Linked DNA regions of Homo sapiens: region 2 is linked to region 1. Evidence: chromatin loops called from intact Hi-C (ENCODE). Cell type or tissue: endothelial cell of umbilical vein. All regions are shown on one strand. Each heading gives the region's core, and the rest is flanking DNA. Links, peaks and the distances in the headings are about the cores only.

The links. Hi-C counts contacts between places; a loop is a spot of excess contacts. Peaks named below come from ENCODE experiments on the same cell type or tissue, not always from the same donor. Only the 100,000 strongest peaks of a DNase experiment are listed, where the experiment ranks them.
Region 2: a loop joins it to region 1, with 2.1 times the contacts of the local background. A loop is called at or near these places in 3 of 110 quality-filtered maps.

Annotation. Positions count from the first base shown.
Region 1 is chr6:84,047,766-84,056,105 of GRCh38, forward strand. MRAP2 (melanocortin 2 receptor accessory protein 2) reads left to right here. Exons shown (of 4, transcript NM_138409.4): 2 at 7,547-7,680. The coding sequence starts at 7,554. Among named protein-coding and RNA genes, the nearest start is that of MRAP2, 18 kb to the left of the region's middle. RefSeq lists an enhancer at 4,009-5,861. In endothelial cell of umbilical vein, for the core only: no CTCF peak of the experiment used is centred there; DNase peaks (open chromatin) are centred at 4,596 and 4,936; H3K27me3 peaks cover 155 bases.
Region 2 is chr6:84,210,239-84,218,578 of GRCh38, forward strand. CEP162 (centrosomal protein 162) reads right to left here. Exons shown (of 27, transcript NM_014895.4): 4 at 5,538-5,684; 5 at 5,044-5,227; 6 at 2,719-2,786. Among named protein-coding and RNA genes, the nearest start is that of CEP162, 13 kb to the right of the region's middle. In endothelial cell of umbilical vein, for the core only: no CTCF peak of the experiment used is centred there; no DNase peak of the experiment used is centred there.

The sequences.
Region 1 (8,340 bases), core at 91-8,090:
CGTTAAAAGTATTTGCAAAAACCACAATTATGTTTGCACCAACCCAATACTTGCTGTCTCTAGGAATCTGGCTATTCTAGGTACCCTCATATATGTAGAATCATGCAATATTTGTCCCTTTGTAACTGGCTTATTTCATTTAGCATAATGTTTTCAACGTTCATCAATGTTGTGGCATGTTTCAGAACTTCATTGCTTTTTAAGGCTTAATATTGCATTGTATATACAACATTTTATTTATCATTCATCTGTGATTAGACACTTGGGTTGTTTTGACCTTTTGGCTATTGTAAATAATACTGTTATGAACATAGGTGTGTATGAATATCTGTTCAAGTCTCTGCTTGTGGTTCTTTTGTATATATATCCAGAGTTAGAATTGCTATATCATATGGTTATTCCATGTTTAAATTTTTGAGAAACTGCTATACTGTCTTCCACAGCGGCTGTACCTTTTTACCTTCCTACCAGCAGTGCACAAGGGTTCCAGTTTCTCTATACCCTCACCAACACTTATTTTCTGATTTTTGATAATTGCCATCTTAATAGGGTGTGTAGTGGTATCTCATTATGAAGCATTTCTTTTTGATAGTTGATTCTTTGACTTGACACTAGTAATTTAAAGCATGCTTTTCCTAACAGTTTAGAAATAGAGCAAAAATAAAATAGTCATGGGAACCCAGAAAACCTAACTATAATAAAAGTGGCTGGCTTGGTATTCTACTGATGCCCTCAACTTGCCTAGAATTTTTTGAAGTACAGACCAAGAAAAGCAAGGTCTAGAAAAGGCGAGAGTTAAGCCTATGCCTTTCCTGTGATGGGGAACCCAACTCAACCATGATAGCATGTTGTGGTGGCAACCATTGACACTGGAATAAAGGATGGCAGTCTAACACGTTGACACACATGTAGTGGGATGGAGCATTAGGGTCCTGTTTTGTCGTATTATTATAACTCCCTTGTCCTGATTCTACATTCACCAGCTAATCTTCTGATCTTAAATTTTGTTTCCCAGACCACGTAAAACATGTGCTGTGGTCAGCTTGGCCATTGTTTTCCTAATTCAACAAATGGATATGCTCATTATAAATCATTCTGCTATGCTTGATTAGCATGACTGAGTCCATAAGGGCTTTCTCATCTCTGGAAAACTGAAAATTCAGCTCCCTGAATCTGTAGAGCCAGGGGCGGAGGTGCAGTCGCATCTCAGGGCCATGCCTCTTCTCTTCTCTGGAAATTTTCTCCAGATGGAGACTTTACAGCTTCTTTCCTGGTGTGTAACATGAAATTCTTGATGTCCAGCTGAAGTCTATTAGAATGGGACTAGTCTGTGGAGTACTACAGAGCCAGGAAACACTCACTTTAAAAATTACTTCTGGCTGGGTGCGGTGGCTCATGTCTGTAATCCCAGCACTTTGGGAGGCAGAGGCAGTCGGATCGCCTGAGGTCAGGAGTTTGAGACCAACCTTGCCAGTGTGGTGAAACCCCTTCTCTACTAAAAGCACAAAACTTAGCCAGGCATGGTGGTGCACACCTGTAATCTCAGCTACTAGGGAAGCTGAGGCAGGAGAATCGCTTGAACCCAGGAGGCGGAGGTTGCAGTGAGCCAAGATTACACCACTGCACTTCAGCCTGGGTGACAGAGGGAGACTCCATCTCAGAAAAAAAACACACAAAAAACAAACAAAACAACAACAACAACAACAAAAAACTTACTAGCCTGTTTACTACTATATAGGTGCCCAGGGCATAACAGGAAGATGTAGATTTATGAATCCAAACTGCTTGTCCCCTTTGAGACACCAGCTGGTGAAATAAGGGTGCCCACTTCTTAATTAAGCAATTCTTTATTTCAGGTGGTGACTGAATATCTATCAGTGTAAAATATTAAGTCCCATTTCTGTTTTTGGAAGTTGATCTTCTATTGGCATTGATTTTTATGTTAAGATGGAAGAAGTCTTCAGGCTTGGGAACACTTTTGGTTAGCTGTCTTGCTGCTGGAAACAAGTTGCTTATGTGCACAGGAGAAGGGGGGATAGGCAGGAAATAGATACATCCTGAATTCTCTTGTTAGCTGTCAGTCACCATTTTTTGAGGACTGCTGGGTAATTGAGTACTTTCTAGGATACACTAGAGAATGGCATAAAACTTGGCAGTGTAGAAAAATGTGGGAAGTATGTCCATTTGAAAACGAAGAGCCCAGCGTGCGTGCATTCATGTGTGTGTGTGTGTACGTGCGTGTAATGTCTCTAGACTGAATTGAGTGGCCAGAGCATCAGACTTCAAAAGTAAGAGTCATACTCGAGTCAAAATAGTCGTGAGGAGGAGAAGACTACAAAGTCCTGGAAGCATGACCTTTTTTCTTTAATTGGAGGAGAGAAAAATCCACGCCCCAGGAAAGACATCACTGACTTAAAATGGATTCACAGAAAAAGAATCAGCAGACCTGGGAATTAAGTGGGAAGTGCCAGTAGAAGGTGATGGTTCACGCAGACTCTATAAAAAGCAGAAGTAAACTTGAGAATAACACCATGTTACTGTTTTTTTAAAGTACTGCCCTGGGAGGACACTGTGGCAGCTTTGAGAGGGTCAAGCATGATCCCTTGCTGGGAGGCATTGCCTTATAGAGATGCTTTAAGAAGATCCAGCTGGCTCAGAGTGTGATTCATAACCTTGAAGTCTCTCATTTTCTGTGTGGCCCTACCCTAGGCACGAGTAAGCTGGGTGCACCATTGTTCTGTGCAAGGAGGAAATTAAGCTTCTAAAGTTGCGATTCTGAAGTTCCCACCTTGGGCTCATCAGCCACCAAAGTGCAGCGTGTCTGAGCTTTATCTTTGGTTTCTCAAGTCTCCTTGCTGGAGGAAAGACAGCGTTATGAGTCACAAGGGTGACTTCTCTATGTTGTGCGGGGGACAGTCATTCCTGGAAGTAAGAGGAAGAAGGATAAGAACAGGTAACTGAAAAGACCTTTCTGGCCTGGGCCAGATCAGAGGTTGGTGGTCCTGGGTGGCATGCCTACTTTTGGAGTTTGAGGATTGAAGAGGAAGGTGAGAGAGTCATTGCAATTGGGAACTTTGATCATCTGACTGGCCATTAGGTCTTCCCCTGTACAAACTGGTCAGCATAGGTCTTTGGATTTGTGGCACTGGCTGGCAGTTTCTTGGAATGCCTTAGTAGCTGTGCTGTCAGTTGTGTGCATGTTTGTGTGGGGGCATGCTCATTTTTCAGGGTTTCTGGCACCTTTTGGATTTCTTCTTAATGTGCTAGTCCTGTGCCTGGGTTGGTGGTCACTTGTAAAACTCATCTGCTGATGTTTACCCCTTAACATGGAAAAAAAGTGTCTAACTCCAAAGAAGCAGCCCCCTTAACATGCATACCATCGTAATCCACCAGGGATATTGACACAAAGACATTTATTCACTCTTTGAGAAGTTCTATGTCTGAGTACATCTCCTCAAATTCAGGGAGGTGGAGAGAATTGCTTGATCCATTTTTAAGAAGGTAGAGAGGACTGGGCACGGTGACTACACCTATAATCCCAGCACTTTAGAAGGCCCAGGCAGGCAGATCACCTGAGGTCAGGAGTTTGTAGACCAGCCTGGCCAGCATGGCAAAACCCTGTCTACACCAAAAATACAAAAATTAGCTGGATCTGGTGGCATGTGCCTGGAGTCCCAGTTTCTTGGGAGGCTGAGGCGGGAGAATCACTTGAACTCAGGAGGCAGAGGTGGCAGTGAGCAGAGATTGCACCACTGCACTCCAGCCTGGGTGACAGAGCAAGACTCGCCTCAAAATAAAAGAAGGAAAAGAGGCCAGGTGTGGTGGCTCATGCATGTAATCTCAGCACTTTGGGAGGCTGGGGCAGGAGGATCGTTTCAGCCAGGGAGGTCAATGCTGCAGTGAACTGTGATCATACCATCGCATTCCTACCTGGGCAATAGAGTAAGACCTTGTCTCAAAAAAAGGGGAGCGGGGAGGAAAAGAGAGTGCCCAGGAGTGGTGTGGGAACCTGGGTTGGAGCAGGAAAGATTGGATAGTCCAAAGAAGGGATGAAAGTGATGGGAATGTGGGTTGGAGAAGGGGTGATGGTTTAATGAGAGGTGTCTGGGCCTGCTCACCACGCTTTCTCTGTTTGGGTTTGTGATCTCCCGTCTTCCCCAACAATGGGCTGGCCTGGGCCACACTACCCTGTGCACACCTGGAAAAGGTAAGCTTCCTTTCAGGGCTAGCTTTCGGATGCAGTCCTAATCTTCATTTTTGCTTTTGTTGGCAGTGATGCTTTCAGCTGTTCAAAAGAGCAATTTAGTCTCTCCCTCATGCTCCTGGAAGCTTGTTTAGGATATGTTTCCTGTCAAAGAAGTTATTTTTCATGACTCTAATTTTATGAAGAAATCTGACATTAAGAAAATCTCGGTGCGGAGAGGGTGGTTCTCAGGAGTGGCAGCCATACAGAGAGCAGCTGCCCGTGGAGCTGCCGCTTCCTGCTGTTGTGTTCAAGAGAGAGCAGCTGCCGGCCTGTCAGCACCCCAGGGAGTGAGGCTCAGGGCCAGGCTGCCTCCCTCACTGCGTGGGTGGCCGAGATCATGCACACTGTGGCGGGAATAGCAGACTCTGGGGGCTGCTACTTGGACATGCTGGCAGTTCCCAGCTTATGTTTCAGCAAAGCTTGGAGAGTCATTGCTGGGCTTGGTAATGGGGACAACACAGAACACTTCCCTAGCACTGCCGTATGTTTGTTGTTGGTCTTTGTGCATCTGATGGCCTAAGCTGATTAATTTGAGGCTTGCATGAAAAAATAATGCCTTGTGGACTTTTTCAAGGGCACTAGGTGACTGCTTTAAAGAAGAGGTCAGAGGTTCTGTCCTCCAAAGCTATCTTTGGGATTCAAGAAGTGAGAGGAAAGAGGCAGTGGAGACAAATGCCCCTCCTTTTGTTTGAAGGCTACCCAGGCAACTGGTGGCTGCCTGGGGAGAGCTGGTGTCACATTTCATTCTGCAGAATGAGAACCTCCTGTAGGCTGGCTCTGGTATTCACTCATTCTTGTCTCTCAGTGTTTGTCAGAGCTTTGCTCCTCTCTTCCCACCTTCAGGACTTTTGCACATGTAGCTTTCATTACCCTTTGGTAATGCCCTTTAGTAATCCATCCCTAAATAGTTCGTTTAGATGAAAGGGAATAGTGTAAGGGGGAGTAAAAGAAGGCATGTCTCTATTGTAGGGTGGGTGGTTGATATTCCTTACAGTTAACTCTTACACACTGACCGGCCCCATGAGGGTGGTGTTACTGCTGCTTTCTGACTGGTCTTGTGGAACCTGGTAGCCACAAATGGGGGTCCCCACCGTGTGCTGACATTGAGAACTGCGTGGCCGTGGGAGAACAGCTCTCGGTTCTGTGGTGTGCTGAATAGACGACACCCTCCATCTTTATTTTCTTTATTCCTTTAAGTACTTTTCCCTATTTTTCTATTCCAGATGAAGTTTAGTCCCTCCCTCTGCTCTGCTATTATAGTAGCTGTAATGTTGATTTCTACTAAAAATGATATGATCAAACCAGACTTCATCTTATTTTCCTTAATAAAAAAAGGAGAGAAAGATTATCATTTTATTTTTGAGTTGGTAGAATAGCATGAATCCCAGGATGTAAATGTTGATCATTTTAACTTTTAAATGATCTAAATGCCTTTAAGTAATTTTTTGTCATAGTTTTATTTATTTGTCTAGGCACCGTGGCTCACAGTTGTAATCCCAACACTCTGGAGGCTGAGGCAGGTAGATTGCTTGAATCAATCAATTAACACTTGGTGCATTTGATAAGAATTGGCTGACCAGGGAGTTGGGTGTGTCTGAAGAACAAAGCGAGGCTTTTCTATTCAAGATCAGCATTTCTAATTAATAATAGTTGTGCTGCCTGCTAATATTTTTCTTAATTTTTCATGCAACATCACATTTAACTTTTATGGCAACTCCATGAAGTGGGTACTATAATCATCTTCATGTTACTAGTGGGAAAACTGAAGCTCAGATTTTTCAGGGCTCTAGAGCAGGGATTGGCAAACTTTTTCTATAAAATACCAGAAAGTAAATATTTTAGGCTTTTTGGGCCCATCCTTTGAACAGTATGATGATGTGGGGTTGGAGTCTTTTTTTGTGGAGTCCATGTCTGGGATGGGAAAGAAGGGGTAAGGGAAAGGGGAGAGTGATGCAGAAGTGGGGTGGAAGGGTGGTGGTGATTTTGCCTCAGCTTCCCTGAGGATTGTGCCCTGGAGGCAGTGGGGACGGATGCGGGCGAAAGAAACCTCAGAAAGCTCTTGAAGTGGGGCTGCTTCAAGAATCTTGAAGCTCAAGATGACTGGTGACTGCTCAGTGAATCTTTGTTACCGCTGACATTTCATTCAGATTTTCCCTTATGTTACTGCTATTTGTCACTTTGTCTTCCTTTCTCCATTATAAGGGAAGGTCTGTGGAGTACTGATCTGTCTCAGGCATCTCTGCCCACCCCACAGTGTGCGGTGTCTTGCACACAGTAGGTGCTCAAACACAGTTATTGAACACAGGCTGCATTGACTTATCACCTTCGGTATCCGTGCTGCGCAGTGCAACCATCTTCTCCCAAAGAAGTCAGGATTTTTTGGTCTAAAATAGTCACAGTTAACAAAGATACTTGGGAAATCCTGAAAATATCATAAATTTCAGGAGTAAGCAGTTGGACAAGTTGTGGACTTCTGTTGAGTATCTTCTGCAAGATCCACTATGCAACTTTTGCTGCCTGTTTTTCTTTATTCACTCCATTTTATTAAACTTAGTTTCCTCCAAACCCACTGGAAGCAAGAAAAGCAAACAAACAAAACCTTAGGTTGCTCATCTCCATTGTTGCATAGTAGGTGTTGAATGGATACCTACTGAGCTAGTTCATTTCTGATACTAATTTGATTACTTCTCCTGAACATTCTTTCTTCTTACAGAACTCTCTGTCCTCTACCTCCCAAATCCCACAAAACATCTCGCCTCCACACATAGGCTGATTGCTTGGGAATGGTACAGGAGGCCCTTGGTGATTCTAATTGATGAAAGACTAAAAAATTCCCTTATAGGGGAACATAAATCAATGTCAATCTGAGATTGAGTAATACATCAAATTAGTATCAGCAATGAACTAGTTTCAGCAGGCTCTTTACATACTCTTGCAGGTATAGGTGCTGAGGCTGAAGCTGTAAGCTCAGAGATTTTGACATACTCTTTCCCTCCTTTCCTTCTTTCCTTCATCAGTTACTGAACATTTGTTATGTGCCAGGCATTGGGTTAAGTTCAAAAAAATATACAGTGTCTGATTTCAAATACATTATTCCACTCTAGTGGCAAGAGAAAAGGAAGTAGTGGCCACATGATATGAGGTGTGAGCAGCTGGTAAGAACCTCTCCTGGCCTAGGAGGTAAGACCTCCTCAAGGGGTTTGCTGCCAAACTCCTGAATGCGATCAAGAGTAATTAAGGTAACTGTGCAGCTCTGGATGAATTAACAGGTTCTGCGCTTGACTTTCTCCATTTGTGCAGGTCGGAGATGTCCGCCCAGAGGTTAATTTCTAACAGAACCTCCCAGCAATCGGCATCTAATTCTGATTACACCTGGGAATATGAATATTATGAGATTGGACCAGTTTCCTTTGAAGGACTGAAGGCTCATAAATGTAAGTTTTATACAATTCCTCATTGAAAGCATAATTGTATTTCTCTTAACCTGTGAAATCCCCAAGGATTACTTCTCCTGAGCATTCTTTCTTCTTTACAGAACTCTCTGTCCTCTACCTCCCAAATTCTACAAAACATCTCGCCTCCACACATAGGCTGATTGCTCAGGAATGGTACAGGAGGGCCTTGGTGATTCTAATTGATGAAAGACTAAAAAATTCCCATAGTAGGAGAACATGAATCAATGTCAAGCTGAGATTGAGAATTTTTAAAAAGCATTTGCTTTTTTAGCTCCTCCAAACTGTGAATGTTTGAACTATCAAAAATATGTATAAAAATAGGATCTGGAACTGTTATTTGAAGAACCTTCTTTTGTAACACAGCAGCATCTTTTCATCCCAGTTGGTTTCCTGGAGCTGTGGAGAGCAGTGTATCCATGTGTGCTCATAATGATGGACCAGAATAGCCTGCGATCATTTCTAACACTGTGTTCTAGGCATGAATTGTGTTTCATGCTATTGGAGTAATTAAGGGTCCAGCACAGAGCAAGGAAATGTAATTCTGTGAGACGTTGCTACTCAACTCCAGTCATAACTGAATGCTGACTGGCCAGCATGGAACATCCTTGCTTCATTAGGTAGAGTTAACAGTTAACATGG
Region 2 (8,340 bases), core at 327-8,326, 160 kb after region 1:
TCAGATAAACCATATGAATTGTAAAAGAACCTTTTGGAAGACATTTTTCATCTTTTGTTGGCAAACTTAGCTGCAAATTTTTAATTTTTTGCCAATCTAGAGGACTTTCTCCTCTGCCATGTTGGAGTTAAAGGGATTGTACTTTCTTTGTAAACAACACAATATATAAAACAACTATTTTCAGATATTAGACAACTGGCAGCAAAAAAATGTGATTCCTAAGAAAACAAGTGAGCTAGCCTACAATTACCTGAAGGCACATATGTTCTGAAGTAGTGAGCAGGGGCGGGGAGATTGGGACAGTATCACTGAGTAGAGGAGAGCGAGATAAGTTCAGAAAGGCTGAGGCAATTTATAAAATATAAGACAGTAATCAAGAGAGGAGGTGCCTAAGTGAAAACAAAGCCCCAGAAATCTGCATAGGGTGCCCTTGAGTCTTTGCTGAATACTAAGCTGTTAATGCATAAAATGAGCCAAGAACAAGTGGGATGCTGTAAGTTAGACAATTCTCACAGTTCATACAAGACAGGGAGACTTTTGAACTCTAATCTGCTTAAGTGGAGAGACCTCATTGATCACTAGGGGCATTGGGATGTGCCTTAGCAGTAGGGTTAGAGGTTACTAGAGCTACTCTAGACTTCTGCTAACAAAGCATAAGAAAAGCCTTGAAAAAAATCAAGTGGTAGGATCAACTACTTACCAGACAAGGCTCAATAATACTCTTTAAAAGAAGAAAATAAAATCCAGACACTGAATAACATAAAATTCACAATACCCAATATCCAATAAAAAATTACTAGACTTCTAAGAGGCAGGAAAAAGTGTCACGAAACTAAATAGCCAACAGAAAAGACACACAGAAATGAACAAATACTGAGATCTGTAAAATATGTTTAATATTAAGGACTTGAAAAAAATGAACATAATGAAGAAAAATGCTAAAGAATTTTAAAACAAAGATCCAAAATGAACTGTTAGAGTGAAAGAAAAAAAAAAAGGATGGGATTGGGCCAGGCATGGTGGCTCATGCCTGTAATCCCAGCACTTTGGGAGGTCAAGGCAGGCAGATCATGAGGTCAGGAGATCAAGACCATCCTGGTTAACACAGTGAAACCCCGTCTCTACTAAAAATACAAAAGATTAGCCAGGTGTGGTGGTGGGTGCCTGTATCCCAGCTACTCAGGAGGCTGAGGCAGCAGAATGGCATGAGCCCGGGAGGCGGAGCTTGCAGTTAGCCGAGATGGTATCACTGCACTCCAGCCTGGCTGACAGAGCAAGATTCTATCTCAAAAAAAAAAAAAAAAAAAAAAAAGAGATTAATAGCAGATTAAAGAAAGGAAAAAAACCAGTAACTTGAAGCAAAAGAACAGTGATAGGAACTGTTCTATTGTGAACAGTGAAGCACAGAAAGAAAAAAAGTTTTTAAAAAATGGAATAGTCTTAGTGACCCATAAAACAAAGCTTAGCATTCTAACATAATTAGGGTCAGAGGGCAGGAAGCGGAAAGCAGCATTATTATTAATATTTTAAGAATTTATGGCCAAAATATTTTTTATTTTGATGGAAACTATAAATCCATAGATCAATGATGCTCAACCAACTCTGAACAGAATAAATATAAGAAAAGCATACCATGATACACCATAGTCAAATTGCCAAAAAAAAAAAAGGATAAAACCTTGAAAATAGAGAAAAAAAATACATGATATATACAAAATCACAATAATAGGAATTACCGGAAACTTCTCATGAGAAATAAGGTCAAAAGACAATAGAATAAAATCATTAAACTGCCCGAAGGAAAAAAAAACACTACATAAAATTCTGTATCAAGTAAAAGTATTCCTCAAAAACAAAGGCAGAGTATATTTTCAGACAAACAAAAGCTGAGAGAACTTGTTCCTAGCAGTAACCTGCACTACAAGAAATGTGAAAGGAGGCTCTTCGTGGTGAAGAAAAATAATTTGAGATAAATTCAAATCTACACAATGGAATACAAAGCACTGGGAATGGTAAATATATGGATAAATACACATTTTTACATAAATATCTATTATATTCCTTAAAAGTACTTTTAAATGATAATTGATTGCTTTAACAACAATAATAATAATGCACTGTGGTGTTTTTAAGACATGTAGAAGAAAAACGTTGACAAAAATAGCAAAATGGTTGAGGAGAGTTTATTGTTGTTAGAGTTCATATAAATACAGTGATATAACATTATTTGAAAGTAGATTGTGATAAGGTAGACATATATTGTGACTCATAGGGCAACTAAGAAAAAAATACAACAAAGAAGAATAGCTAAAAAGCCAAAATAAGAATAAAATGGAATACTATAAGTAATACAATAGAAGGAAGGACAAAAGCAACAAAAACAAGAAGATGAAAAGAAAACAAATGGCAAAACCGTAAACAACTATATCAATAAATACACTGCTGTAAAGGGTAAAAACACATCAATTAAAAGGCAGAGACTGTCAGATTGAACAAAAATGCTAAAACCAGCTATATGCAGTCTATGAAAAAAACCTTTTTAAGGCAGTTCACTTTCAACAATTTCTTAGCAGCTCAGTTTATAACACAGGCAAACCCACTCTATTCAAAGCTCTGAGACAATATGATTTTCCTTTTAATTATTTTTCTTATTAATGTCTTTATTAAAAGCTATATTATCTTTTCAAATATTATAAATTTAAGAACCAATGAAATTACCTGCCAGTTCTTCATGTTTCGATTCATTCTCATGTTCGTCATCAGTTAGTTCTGCGTTGGCTTGATTACTGGAAAAAATATTTATTTAATTTAGCATTACATGTTAAAAACATATTCTCATGCAACTCTTTCTGTATACCGTTTTAAAAAATCCCTAAAATTATACATGTCCTCTCTCAAGTCCTTTTGTTCTATCAAAAGCTAAAAATTTGGGAACTTTAAGGAAAACGTTTTGAAAATAAAGCATCTTCGAAGCATTTGATTAATTGCAGTTTAAAAGTAATACAAAGGAAAAAGATGCCCTATTTCTTAAATATACACAATTTTATTACTATGTGCATTTACATGTACAAATATTATCTTACAACCCTAGATATCCCTTCTACACTAAAGATTAGAAACTGACCACAAGCTATGAGAACCAGTGAAGTCCATATGAAAGCCAGAAAAAAAATGCTAAGGTCAGCACTTACATGCTAATAAGCAATTTAATCCTGAAACAGAAGCTGAATAGGAGCCTTAAAACAAAACCTAAGCAAGGGGACAAAGGAGCTTGAGTATGATTTAATTATATTGGATGTATTAGTTCATATACTGCTTTCTCTCAAACCAAGAATCAGTTCTACCTTTTCAGTCTATCAACCCTATTTAGTGAGATCGTTAGAGAAACTATAAGACTATATAATAATGATGAGAGCTACAAACACCTAATATTGCATGTTCAATGCTATTCTGTACTTTGACCGGCCTGTTCTACAGCAGAAATATCAATAGATAAGAATACTGTTAAGAAATAAGAAAAAAGTTAAAAAATGTAGCAAAGTGGCAAAAAGTTGTGGCCCACAAACCCGCGCATGCTTAATCTGTATTGACAACGTTGGGAGAGGCAATGACCATAGGCCCTGAGTGTCCCTGCACATTCTTGCTGAATATGCCAAGAGTACAAGATGCTGATCATTTTTCACCATGCCATTTGGGTAACATTTCCGACCAAACAAAGAGCAGGCTTGTTTCCACTTACTATAAAAGTAATACATTTTCGCTGGGCGCGGTGGCTCATGCCTGTAATCCCAGCACTTTGGGAGGCTGAGACAGGTGGATCACAAGGTCAGGAGATCGAGACCATCCTGGCTAACACAGTGAAACCCCTTCTCTACTAAAAAATACAAAAAATTAGCCAGGCGTGGTGGCAGGCGCCTGTAGTCCCAGCTACTCGGGAGGCTGAGGCAGGAGAATGGTGTGATCCCGGGAGGTGGAGCTTGCAGTGAGCCAAGATCGTGCCACTGCACTCCAGCCTGGGCGACAGAGCGAGACTCCGTCTCAAAAAAAAGTAATACATTTTCCAAGCTCAGTGTTCCTCTTCTGTAACACAGCCCATTGTGTGTGAATACATCCATTATGGATCCTTTGACTTGCCCTCAGCATAATCATAGGGCATGGGGAACCAATGCGAACAAATGCGACACTCAGGTACTGCCTTTGTTCTTTAATTCTGATCCAGGAATCTTCTGTCTATTGTCAACATCATAAAACCGGAAGGCTAGCTTGTTAGCTTGCCAAGTAGGGTAAAAATCTCAGACCCCGCAAAGTTCATGAAGGTAAATGCATTTCTTTATCCACTGTCTATAAAAAACTAACCATCCTGCAGAGCCTAGGCACTCTAATAATCAGAGATTATGATTCTCCTGACCCTTAATTATACCTTTGTGATCTCAAAATCCTAAATAAAATTATGATCTTCTTTCCATTCATAATTTTAAGAATTACATGGATAACTAAATAAGGGCATTAAAGACCTCAGGTTTCAAAGGTCTTGAGAATGGCAATGGTCTAGTGTAATAAAGAGAGGACCAGTTCAGTGAACTAGTGGGATTTCTAGAATAAATGAGGTTTCCCGATAACCATCAGGGCCAACCATACAGAGGTTAAGACACAGATCAAACTTGTCTTTGCTCCTTGGTTCCCACTTCCCTTTCTGTTATTTTTTTTCCTGAGTTTATAATGGTAACCTGGACTCTCTTTATTTGTCTGTGGAAAATGAATTAATAAATGACTTTCCTAGTAAGGACTTCTTGGCAATGTACTATTAGTCTCAATAGCATGAAATTTCAGATTGTGGAGGCAGCATGGGCTCTCAAATACCAAGAAACATATTCTACTCACACATAAGAAAAACCCTAACTATAAAATGAACAGATAATAGATTTAAAAAATAAGATTTAAGTTTGCCTGTTATAATGTTTACCTATTTAAAATCACACATATATCAGCCTTCCAAAAACATAGAAATCATAAAAATCATTAATAGTTTACACTGTACTTTACCTATGTAAAGCTTTAAAATGTGTAGAGTCATTAGAATCCAATTCCTTATTTAATCTCGAATAATCAATGGAAGATGTCAAGCCTTTCTCAAGCCTGGCAAAAAATTGTTCTTTCTCCTCTTGTTCTTCTAATGTGTCCAATCCCACTCCGAGACTACTATGGTTGAGCTCAGAAACTACTAGTTCTAAATGGAAAGCACAAATATATTTTAGTAATATACAGAATTTTGAAAACATTGATTTGAATGATGCATTTATTGACATTATGTAGTAAATTTTAAAAATTTTACAAATATTTACTCTCACTCACCAAATATGAATTCATATTAATAATACGTAAGGTTTAAAGCTTCTCTAGAATAATTCTAAACCTCTAGGAAGATATTAAATCTGTCTACATGCTTCAGTAAAGGAGGCTTCAAGATAATTTTTGTAATTCTGAATATAAGCATAACAATTAATAATTTACCAACTCATATCCCTTGCATTTCTTACCATTTGTTTCTAAGCTATCAGTACTTAAGAGAGAGGTTCCACTGCTCTTAAGAAATTGAATCTTTTCAGCAGACTCCTCTTCTATTTCCATAACAGGCTGAGAAGTCTTCTTTGTTTTCAAATAGCTCACATTTGTTCCAAGAAGTCCTAGGTACACAATTTAATACAGATGAAGATTTATGTTCAAAGAATTGTTTTGGCCACTATGACAACACAATAATAATGTTATGCTAATTTTGTGCACAGTAGCTATAAAATAAATCTGCTCTATTAAATAAAAATCCATCAGACCTAACACTCACAAAAGAAAGATTATAATTCTATTTGGTGGCACTGTATCATATTAAATAGAATACTTCAAAGAGTTGCACCATGAGACAAAATTTTTTAAAATTACTTTGAAGTAATTACAAGTACTTAATACAGTATACCATGACACTTCAAAGAGTATCTTCTGCCTTATTCCCTCTGTTCTTTACATTTCTCAGAGAGTTTTTGGTGCTGAACTCTTAACACTATTGGAAATAGACTGTGGGTGGCATGAATTACTATAACAAAATACAAGGTGGCAAAGTAGGTACAATTAAAAACCTACTAGGTTAGACAGAAGCCTTCGTTAGTGTAAATATCATTTCAAAAAATAGATGGAAATAGTAAAAGCTCTTTCAAAGTCATTATTTCTAAAACAATGGAATCAGTGGCTCACTGCAGGAGAGGTTCTCATGCCAGGTTATGTGCATACTGTTGGGGACGGGAGGGTATTATAGTCTCTCACAGCATTCAGGAATTTGAAATTTTCTCTAAGGCTAATATATATTAAGCATATTAAAAGTTTTTTATGACTGATTAGATATTTGATGATACTAAGAAATTATTATAGATATTTCTTAGACATTATTATGGTTATATTTTAAAAAGAGAGTATTTATTTTAAGAGATACTTTGAAATATATGTGGAGAGAATTGATATGCTGTTGGAGATTTGTTTCAGTATAATCCTGAGTGTCAGAAAGTGGAGAACAAGAGAGAATATTGATGAAAAATGATTGACCATGAGTTAATAACAACTGTTGCAGCTAGGCAATGGGTACATGGGAGTATGTGGTACTTATGTATATGTTTGAATTTTTTTATAATAAAAAGTTTCAAAAATGTTCTATGAATCCTGGGTAAAAAAGTATAACTTATGTTTATGTAGCAAAGGTTCTGAGTATTACTTATTTTATTCAAATTTTTTGACAAACTATGTACCTAGAACATTGTTAGTGCCAGCTATACAATGAAGTCCTTTACCATCACGAAGGTTAAAATCTAACAGGAGGAGACAATCAACAGCAAATATTTATGGGTGCCTACTACACACCAGGCATTGTTCTAAATGCTGGGGCTTTATCAGTGAATAAAAAAAAACAAAAATCCCTGCTTATTCATGTGATTTGAGGCAGGCAATAAGTAAAATAAGTAAGCACATTGCAATTAAATAGTACATTAGAAAACAGTTAAGTGCCAAGATGAAAAATAAAACAAGAAAGAGGAACAGAGAATGCAGGAATGGAGGGTACTACAACTTTAAATAGGATGGTCAGGAAGGCTTTCACTGAGAAGTTAACACGTGAGCTATGGCTTGGTGGGGGTGAGGGACCAATCCACATGAATACATGGGGGAAGAGTGTTTAAGGAGGAGGAAAGCAGTGTACAGCCTCTAAGCCAGGAAAATGCCCAGGCATGTGTGAATAGAAAGGAGGCCAGTGTAGTGATACGGGCATAAGCAAGAGAAAGGTAGTCTAAGTTGGGAGGCCAAAAACGTCAGGGTGCAGGACTGGCATGGGTGGTAGCTTAAAGGTCATTAGCTTTTATAACAAGTGAAATGAGAAGCTATTAGAGGGAAGAGGTGGCTATGATGTGGCAGGCAAGATTTTTTGGTGTAAACAAGTTTAAGGAACTCGGAAGTCAGGTTATTAGAGGCATTAGCTATGTAGTTAATGTAGTCACCAATAATTAGACAAGAGAATTGGAGACTCACAGTGAAACAGCAGCTAAAATCTTTGAGGAATGAGGAGGAATAACCCGGAGTTCAGTAGATAACTGCAACAAAGAGACACAGTAGATAGGTGGTCTGATAGCAAGGTTCATAAGGAGATTGGAAGAACGGTCTAGAAACAGCAATGAACAATAACCTACTCCTTTTCCAAGTCTAATGGAACAAGAGACGTGGCAAAGAAAACAGTAACCATTGGAGGTTACCAGAGAAGCAGCAGTATTCACAGAGCAAAGTTAAATGTGAATTACAACTCTGCTTTGAAGGAATTATATAAGATTAATTGGGGGGGTATACCAAGACAGGAAAATCCAAGAATATTTCCATGAGGAAGTAACATTTCTGCTAAGATGTGAAGAAAGACCAGGAAATAATTAGGTGAACTAGGCCAGGGAGACCAGAACAGGCAGGGGACACAGTAGGTACAGAAGCATGACAATGGGAGGGGCAGGCCACATTTGCAGATGCAAAAAGGCCAGTGAGGCTGGACCCAGATGGTGAGCGTAAGCCTAAGAGGAAATAAGCCCAGAGCAGGAAGTCAATGGTTGGACCGTGCTCGTCCTCATAGGCCAGCAGAGGGTCTTGCTCTGTATTCCAAGAGCACTAGAAAAAACTGGTAAAGCTATACAGTATCAAAATTTCCTTATTTTAATAGTATATGTTTGTTGTAAAAAACTGATATATGGAAAAGGTAAATAATTATGAGTAATGTTTTATTTTTGTTTTTTGCTTTTTAATATTCTTTTGTTCTTTGTTTTCTTCAAA